2 separate regions of the Homo sapiens genome follow, and region 1 is linked to region 2. Evidence: chromatin contacts called from ENCODE Hi-C or POLR2A ChIA-PET data. All regions are on one chromosome and are shown on one strand. The core of a region is the stretch at or near the end of the contact, and the rest is flanking DNA. Distances in the headings are between cores, read along the strand shown.

Region 1 (4,220 bases), core at 450-2,949, 180 kb after region 2:
TTTTCTTCCAAACAGAATCAGAAATATAGAAAATGGATACACTTTTTTGCGGTGTACTCCAATGTTATTTAGAGCAGCACAGCACAGTACATAAAATTGTCTCAAGTCGTTTAGGAAATGCTGAGGCTAGACCAGAAACAAGAGGGAGAAAATCGCCCGTTTAACAACTTTCCCCTTCATGAAGCTCGAGACACATATAGGACATGGGGCAAAGACCTGGTGTGGCTCAGGGACTTTCCACCTCCTAGCTGTGTAACCTTGAACTCACCTGTCGACATTTGGAGGCCTGGGGATTCTCAAGAAAAATGCAGTTAATGACAGCTTGCCTGCCTCACAGGGTCCCTTAAGAACCAATTGTGAGCCTACATGTCACAAGCCCTCATAGTCTGTAAAATGCTGAATAAATAGAGCAGATTGTAAGGCTATTCCCTGAGGCTAGGCATGAGGAGGTGAGCTGTGAGGAAGGGAGAACCAGCTCATTAACCAGGGGAACAAATGACAGTGTGATGGCATCCCTCCCACATCCATGGGGGCCTCTAAAATCAAGGAGCCAGCCAGTGGTAGGGCCTAGAGATGAGAGGACTGGTGGCCTCTCCAACTGCTTTCCAGTTCCAGGACCTCCAGCTTGTCACCAGGACAACCAGGCAGCCCTCACTCCCTGCACGGCAGCTCAGGTGTCACCCCAGGACATGGAATTGATCGAGAGGCCTCTGCCCCTTCCTTTGGTAGGTTTCTTTGCTGAATGCTCAAGAAGCAGCTCCCTGGTTAGGAATTCCAAGAACTTCTAACTGACAGGGAGTCCCAGCTGTCCCATCATGGAAGGCAGCCACCATATGTGTGGAGAGACTGTGAACTGTGAACTACACTTACGTAACCCTGAACTCGAGTCTTGCTCACAAGACCCAGCTCATGTTCCCTGCGCTGCGAAGCTTCCCAGGAATGGTCCGTGGTTGTTCTGTCTACTGTTGCATTTGACACAGGGCTCTGCCAAGGTATTCACCACATCTGCTTGTATATCCATCTCCCCACTAGACTCTGGGCAAGCCTCCAACTTTCAAATTATTATTATTTTTTTGAGACAGTGACTTGCTCTGTTGCCCAGGCTGGAGTGCAACACTGGTGCCAACATGGCTCACTGCAGCCTCGAACTCCTGGACTCTAGTGATCCTCCCACCTCAGCCTCTTATGTAGCTGGGACTGTAGGCATGTGCTACTATGCCTGGCTGATTTTAACAGTTTTTGTAGAGACAGGGGTCTTGCAATTTTGCCTAGGCTGGTCTCGAACTTTTGACCTCAAGTGATCCACCCAACTCAGCCTTCCAAAGTGCTGAGATTACATGCATGAGCCACCGTGCCCGGCCTAAACCTCCCATTTTATGTTTCCTCTGCCCCTGGTCTAACTCAGTGCCTGGTATGTGGCAGACACACAGGTCAGTGTTACAAATGACCATACCCTCACACTCGCTGTTCCAAATGATGGCTTCTTACTAAGAACCTGAGAATTTCTGCCTGCGGGTTTTGTCTGGGTGCGGATCAGGCCAAAGTTCCATGGAGTTAACACCCTGGGGCAACACTTAAGCAATGAAAACCAGCAGTTAGTGGATGAATAGCCCAGCACGGGACAACCCTGGGGCAGGTTCTGCACAGTCACCTGGCCAGACCCAGCAGCACTGAGCCCTGGCTGTCCACAGCAGTGACTGCTCATAACCACTCTGCCTTCTCTTTCAGTCTCACTTCCCCTCTACCATCTCACGCTTTCTGGGTCAAAGAAACTACTATCTTGGGGTCTGCTTCTGCTGGAGCTCAAACCAAGACAACTGGCTAGTTGGCTGATTGGCTGTGTGAATGGGCACGATTAGCAGCAAAGAAAGAAATGGAAGCCCGCGCGCCGGCTGGGCCCTGGCACATGCGCTGCCCCCACAGTGTGTCTAGACTACGTCGGGGCACGTGCACAGCCAACAGATCCGACACAGGAAAAAGCACTTCTCAGCTGTCCCCACCATCCTGCTATTTGTCATTCCATCCATCTGCTGTCCCCACGAAACGCTCACCCACGTCAGCTAAAATGGTACACTGGGCTTGGAATCGGCTGGGGAAATGTCAGGCTGACAGAACAGGGGGGACAACTGAAATAGCAACTGTGTGGACGGTGGTGGTGACACAAATCTGCCCCTTTGCGTAGAAGGCAGGACTCCCAGAGCTCAGGAGGCCTCTTGCGGAGGAATTGGTATGTGGCGAAGGCTGCAGGGAGGGGGCCCTGGGACTCAGGGGCAGCTAGAGCAGGGCCCTCTGCCCTGAGAGCTCTTCACCCCTTCCTCCCAGAATAGAGGAGATTGTCCAAACATAGAACTCAGTTTGTTTAAAGTCATTGTTTATTTTTAAATGTTCAGTTCGTTTTCCAATCAATCTTCCACGGTGCAGTTCAAGAAAAATGTGTGGATTTTCATGCCTGAGGTCAGTTGCAGGATGTACCTCGCAGAACAGCGTGTGCCCCTGCAAGCTGGGGATTGAGTGTTTTGTTCTGTTTTGTTTTCTCAGGGTAAAGGGGTCATTCTAAAAGCAGGACTGTTTGGATCTTAGAAGATTGGATATTTATTTATTATTTAAATTTTTTTCTTTTCTTTTTTTTTTTTTTTTTGAGATGAAGTCTCGCTCTGTCACCCAGGCTGGAGTGCAATGGGATGATCTCAGCTCACTGCAACCTCCGCCTCCCCAGTTCAAGCGATTCTCCCGTCTCAGCCTCCCCAACCAGCCGGGATTACAGGCGTGCACCACCATGCCTGGCTAATTTTTTTGTATATTTAGTATAGATGGGGTTTCATTTTGTTGGCCAGGCTGGTCTCGAACGTTTGACCTCAAGTGATCCACTCACCTCGGCCTCCCAAAGTGCTAGGATTACAGGCATGACCCACCGTGCCGGGCCTATTTTTTTTTTAATTTATTTTAGAGAGAAGGTCTCCCTATGTTGCCCAGGCCGTTCTCATACTCCTGGGCTCAAATGATCTGCCCACGTTGGCCTCCAAAAGTGCTAAGATTACAGGTGTGAGCCACCGCGCCTGGCCATGGATACTTATACATTCTTTCTACAAATATTTATTGAGTGCCTGTGTTGATCTAGGCACTGTCTTGAGCTCCAGGAAGAAAGCAGTGAGCAAATTCAACAAAATTCCCCACCTCTTCGAGATTACAGACCTGTGGGAGGGCTGGACAGTAAACAAATATATGTACAAATGTCAGGAGATTTTAAGTGTGAAGAAAAGCACAGGGGCCAGGTGTAGTGGCTCACACCTGTAATCATAGCACTTTGGGAGGCCAAGGCGGGTGGATCACCTGAGGTCAGGAGTTCAAGACCAGCCTGGCCAACATGGCAAAACCCTGTCTCTACCAAAAAATATAAAAATTAGCTGGGCATGGTGGCGGACGCCTGTAGTCCCAACTACTTGGGAGAGTGAGGCAGGAGAATGGTTTGAACCTGGGAGGCGGAGGTTGCAGTGAGCCAAGATTGCACCATCGCACTCCAGCCTGGGCGACAGAGCCAGACTCTGTCAAAAAAAAAAAAAAAAAAAAAAAAGGGAAGAAGAAAAGCAAAGGAAAGAAAATGCAATTTGAGTATTTGAGTTTGGGTGGCCAGGGAAGGTGTTCCAGTCATCTCACTGCATGCTAAGCCACCTCAAGACTAAGTGACTTGAAACAACAATCATTTGCTTATCTCTCATGATTCTGTGGACTAACTGGGCTCAGCTCGGCAGTACTTTTGTTCTATGCAGATTTTCTCTGCAGCTACAGTCCACTGGCGCTTGGCCAGGCTGGAACGGCCGGGATGCCTCACTTACATGTTTGGTGTCCTGGCAGGGATGGCTGGGGGGATGGGCTCAGTGGGGGTGTTTGGTCAACTGGGCTCCCCTTCCAGGTAGTCTCAGCACCTTTCCCTCTCCACAAGGCCTGTCTATGTGGCCTCTCACGTGGTCTCTCCATTTGGCCTTTCCAGCAAAGCAGCCAGACTTCTTTACATGACAGCTTGGGGCTCCTGCAATTCAGAAGCAGAAGCTGCCAGGCTGTGTCAAGGCTTAGGCCTGGAATTGGCAGGGCATCACGCCTGCCACGTCCTGTTTAGTTGAAGCCAGGACCGGCTGAGATCCCATGTGGGAGGAGGCCACACAAGGGAAGGGGTGCTGGGAGGCCTGGCTCCTTGCGGGCTGGCCACCCATGCCTCCCTGACC
Region 2 (3,972 bases), core at 232-2,731:
GGTATAGTGGCTCCTCCCTGAGGAGAGTACAGGGAAGAGAGACGCAGTGAACTTTGAACCCACTAGGTTTGGAGATGAAGAGTGGTTCCTGCCAATGGCACAGCCTTCATCTGATCATAAGGAAACAGACAGACCTGAACTTGAGAGCATTTCCTGAAACAATGGGTCCTTTAAAATGCCAGGGCCATGAAGGACAAAGGAAAAAGACCAAGAGACAAGACAGTGGAGGGCAGGGTGTAATCCGGGATCAAATCCTTGACGTGGGGAGGGAGTTTCTATAAGGGACTGTACATCAGATAGTAGCTATGAGTCAGTGTTCTATCTCTTGAATTTGATAAATTGCACCGCAGGTGTGTAAGAAGATGTCTTCATGTTTAGGAGATAGATGCTGAAATATTTAACGATAAAGGGGCAGGAGGTCTCCAACTTTCTAAAGTGTTTCAGAAATTAATAACAGTTTGCGTATATATATGTGAATACGTGTATATACACACATATATAAGAGAGAGAGGCAAATGTTACAAGTTGGGAAACCTGGATGATTTTTGTCTCATTTTTATAAGTTTTTTTCTAAGTGTGAAAGTATTTCAAAACAAAAAGTTAAAAAATAAAAATTGAAAAAAGCAGCGATACATAAGCGCTCTGAGTTTTATGAATTTTAATCAATTAAAGAAGCTTGTTGTTACTCCATTCAGTCATTCATTCAACAAATATTGGCTGAGCTCCTACACTGTGTGGGACACTGTGCTAGGTGTCAGGATGCAGCGAACAAAAGGCCCGGCCTAGCGACCAGACCAAGGTTGGGTCTGCAGTGCATTCCAGGGGCCTCCCCATAACCCCCAACCCCTCCCGCTTTGAGACCCAGGCTCTCCTTGCCCTAGAGGCCAGGCTGTCCCTGCTGCCAGGGGGCCCTTCCTGAGAACTGCCCTCACCTGAAGAGACCCACTTTGACCAAGCTTATGTCCCCTCCTGGCATCCAATGTCTGGTCATTTGGGCCCCCTTGCCTGGACTGGAATAACTCCAAAGACTATCCCAGCTTCAGATCTCCCACAGGGCCAGCTCCAGCCCTCATGGTGACAACATCGCAGTTCAACTCCTCCCTCTGCCCAAGAGCACTGTCCGAAAACTTCCTGCATATAACCTCTGTCTCAGAGTTTGTGTCCGAGGAACATGGTCATTACAGAGTCCCAACAGGAAACAAATGTCACAATCAAATTAAGAGAATTCCAGATGACTTATTAAAAGGACTGTTTACAAAGGTATGGGCAGGGTGTATAAGACCACCAAGAAAAATGCAGTGACCTGGGGCTAGGAACAATTAAGCCTTTACCAAAGGAGATAGCTACGTGGAAAAGGCAACCGTTGGCGGAGTAAGGTCCTTCAGCTGAGACTCAACCAGCCCGAGATGACCCAGCAGAGACGGAGCCACAGGAATAAGCAAATGCCTTTCCTCACTCTCCTCGTCCCCTTCCTGCTACTCCTGCCCGGGCCCCCCATTGGCCACACCCAGCCGGAAGTCTGAAGAAGGATGAGGGTGGCTCTGGTGGCGGACGGAAGACCTCAGTACAGAGTCCCATACAGCACCCGAGCTTGACCCCTCTGGGAGTGTCTGATGAAAGCTCTGGACTCTCCCCAGGAAATGGATCATAAATACACACACACAATTTTACACTTAATTTTAAGGAATTCATGGCTGCTCTCCCAGGAAGCCCAGGCACCCGAGATTAAACACCACAGTGCTATGAAGTGGTAGAAGCAGAGGCACAAAACACGAGTGATTGAAGAAGGGAAGAGAAAAGCAGAAAGAAAGGGAGGGGCACTGATGTCCTCATCTTACAGAGCTGGGAATCAGCGACTGCTGTCAGAAGAGGAAATGCTCATGCAGGAGTCAAAAATAGTCATGAAAGTTCAGACATTGGGAGTAGTGAGCTAAATGCTCATCTTAGGTATTGGGGAGTGAATAGCTGTTGTCTAAAGATGGTAACTGAGGAACGGAGGTATAAGTATGTGATTTGGAGTGTGGAGAAAATCCATAAACAGCAACTGGCAAAAGATGCTGTCTTGGGGGAGTAGGACTGGGAGTGAACAGGGGCAAGTACAGCAGGAGAGACACGATTGCTTTTCATTGTAAGCCTTTCTGATGTAACTGAGTTGTTGCCACTATATAACACACACACACACACACGCACACACATATGTGTCTGTGTGTGTATATATATAACTTTGATAAGTATAATTTTTGTAAAGAAACCTTTCCCTATTAGGATCTTCCAGCACGTCTAACCTCACAAGGCCTCAGAGCCAGTTCAACACACATACCCTTCCAGCAGACTGGCCTGTGCCCACCTGCAGAGCAGAAGTGGCCCTGCTTCAGCCACCTATTTCTGAGTCACAAAATACTCTGAAACTTGGTGACTCAAAACGACAAAAATGTATCATTTCTCTCCATTCTGTGGGTTGACCGGGTGTTTCCTTTGCTTTGCCTAGTGTTAGCTGGGACCCTGGGATGGCTGGAAGGTTACAGAATTGCCTCACTCACATGGCTCCACCGGGCTACTGGCTGGGGATCTGCGGAGCTGTTGACTGGCAGCCTTGGTTCCTCTGTGTGGGCCTCTCCACTTGGCTGCCTGGGCTTCCTCACAGAATGGCAGTGAGGGTCCAAGAAGGAGCCATTAAAGAAGTAAAGGCAGAAGCTGAAAATGACTGAAACCATTATACTTATATAGCATCACTTGCACTGCATTCTACTCATTAAAAGAAGTCAAAGGTCACCTCAGGTCCAAGAGCAGGGAATTAGATTCAATCTCTGAATGATAGCAGTGGCAGAAACAGGAATGCTTCATGGCAGAGGGAAAATACTCCACAGGATGCTCCCATTGCTCCAACAATTCTGCCACCAGCCACACCTCCACGGACTGCCTGCTGGAGACTTCCCATCCAAACTTGTGCTTCTGCACACGTCCCAGCCCTCTCAGATGCATCCTCTCTCTCAGTCTTCTCTGTCCCGTGCAACCCATGGTTCTAGATTGACATGGTCACCTTGGCTTTCGGTGTTTTTATTGTTATCTTAACCTTCATCAGATTTTATTATTTATTTATTTTTTTAAATTTATAATCATCTTCTTGGAGAATGATTCACCAAATTTTAAAATCCCAGACAATATAAACTAAGTCTTCCAAAATACTCTGTATATCCTACTGAACATCATTTCCATCCCTCCCACTGAGAATTATAGTGAACAGATGCAATCAATGTTTAAATTATGTATCTATGAATATGTAATTTATATATCCATACTTACAAGGCTGCCACATTGCATAACTCCAGGGAGGCACTTTTATGTTATAGGCTATGCAAATGGTGTCCCCTGGAGGTATGCAGTACGCAGCTCATACAACTGAACATGGCCTTCCTGGATATGGGTGCTTGGTAAGAGCATATCTTTTATTCGACCTCTCTAGTGCATACTCATTTTAGGGCAGTGGCTCTCAATCTGCACATTATAATCACCTGGGCAGGCCACACTGCCAAGCACTAAAATCTGAATCACCTCGCGGTGGGACCCAGGCATTGGCGTATTTAAAGTTCCCTAGGTGATTTTAACATGTAGTCAAGGTTTAGAACCAGTACTCTCAGGGGATGCGTACAGAATCCTTGAAAAGGGTTTTGTCTTTGGTAAAAGTGTAAAAATAATTGGCATTCATGTATAGAAAAAAAATAGAAAGTTGCAGGAAACTCTAAAAAACAAAATAAAACAAAACCAGTTCCATGCACTGAAGAAAATCCCTGTTGGGGTTTTTCTTTCTTTTCTCCATGAATATCCTTTGCCCCCTGCAGTCACACAGTGCAGAAAGCTTTGCTGGGCTTCACCCTGCCTCTCACTTCAGGTGGAAGGTGGAGAGGGATCATGGGGCTGTTGTTGGTGAACTTTGCTTTTCCCTCTGGCCTTAGGCCAAAAATGTGAGACTTT

The links. A loop is a pair of places that touch in the nucleus more often than their neighbours do. ChIA-PET counts read pairs that join two places held with the same protein, here RNA polymerase II (POLR2A). Pooled maps may share reads with other maps.
Region 1: a loop to region 2 is called in a map with no recorded cell type, with 5 times the contacts of the local background. The contact joins two enhancer-like sites. A Hi-C loop is called at or near these places in 2 of 37 single-sample maps with no recorded cell type and 11 of 50 pooled maps. POLR2A ChIA-PET finds 5 or more read pairs at or near these places in 1 of 52 experiments (A549).

What each region holds. Positions count from the first base shown.
Region 1 is chr20:18,003,797-18,008,016 of GRCh38, forward strand. No RefSeq gene overlaps it. Among named protein-coding and RNA genes, the nearest start is that of MGME1, 37 kb to the left of the region's middle. RefSeq lists enhancers at 1,363-1,924, 1,973-2,032, 3,611-4,172, 4,173-4,220. Within about 2 kb of position 1,700, at least 5 of the 41 ENCODE cell types and tissues checked have a DNase peak (open chromatin) inside an H3K27ac peak, as active enhancers do.
Region 2 is chr20:17,823,915-17,827,886 of GRCh38, forward strand. The region is part of intron 2 of LOC107985440 (a long non-coding RNA gene); the gene reads right to left. Among named protein-coding and RNA genes, the nearest start is that of BANF2, 130 kb to the left of the region's middle. Within about 2 kb of position 1,482, at least 7 of the 41 ENCODE cell types and tissues checked have a DNase peak (open chromatin) inside an H3K27ac peak, as active enhancers do.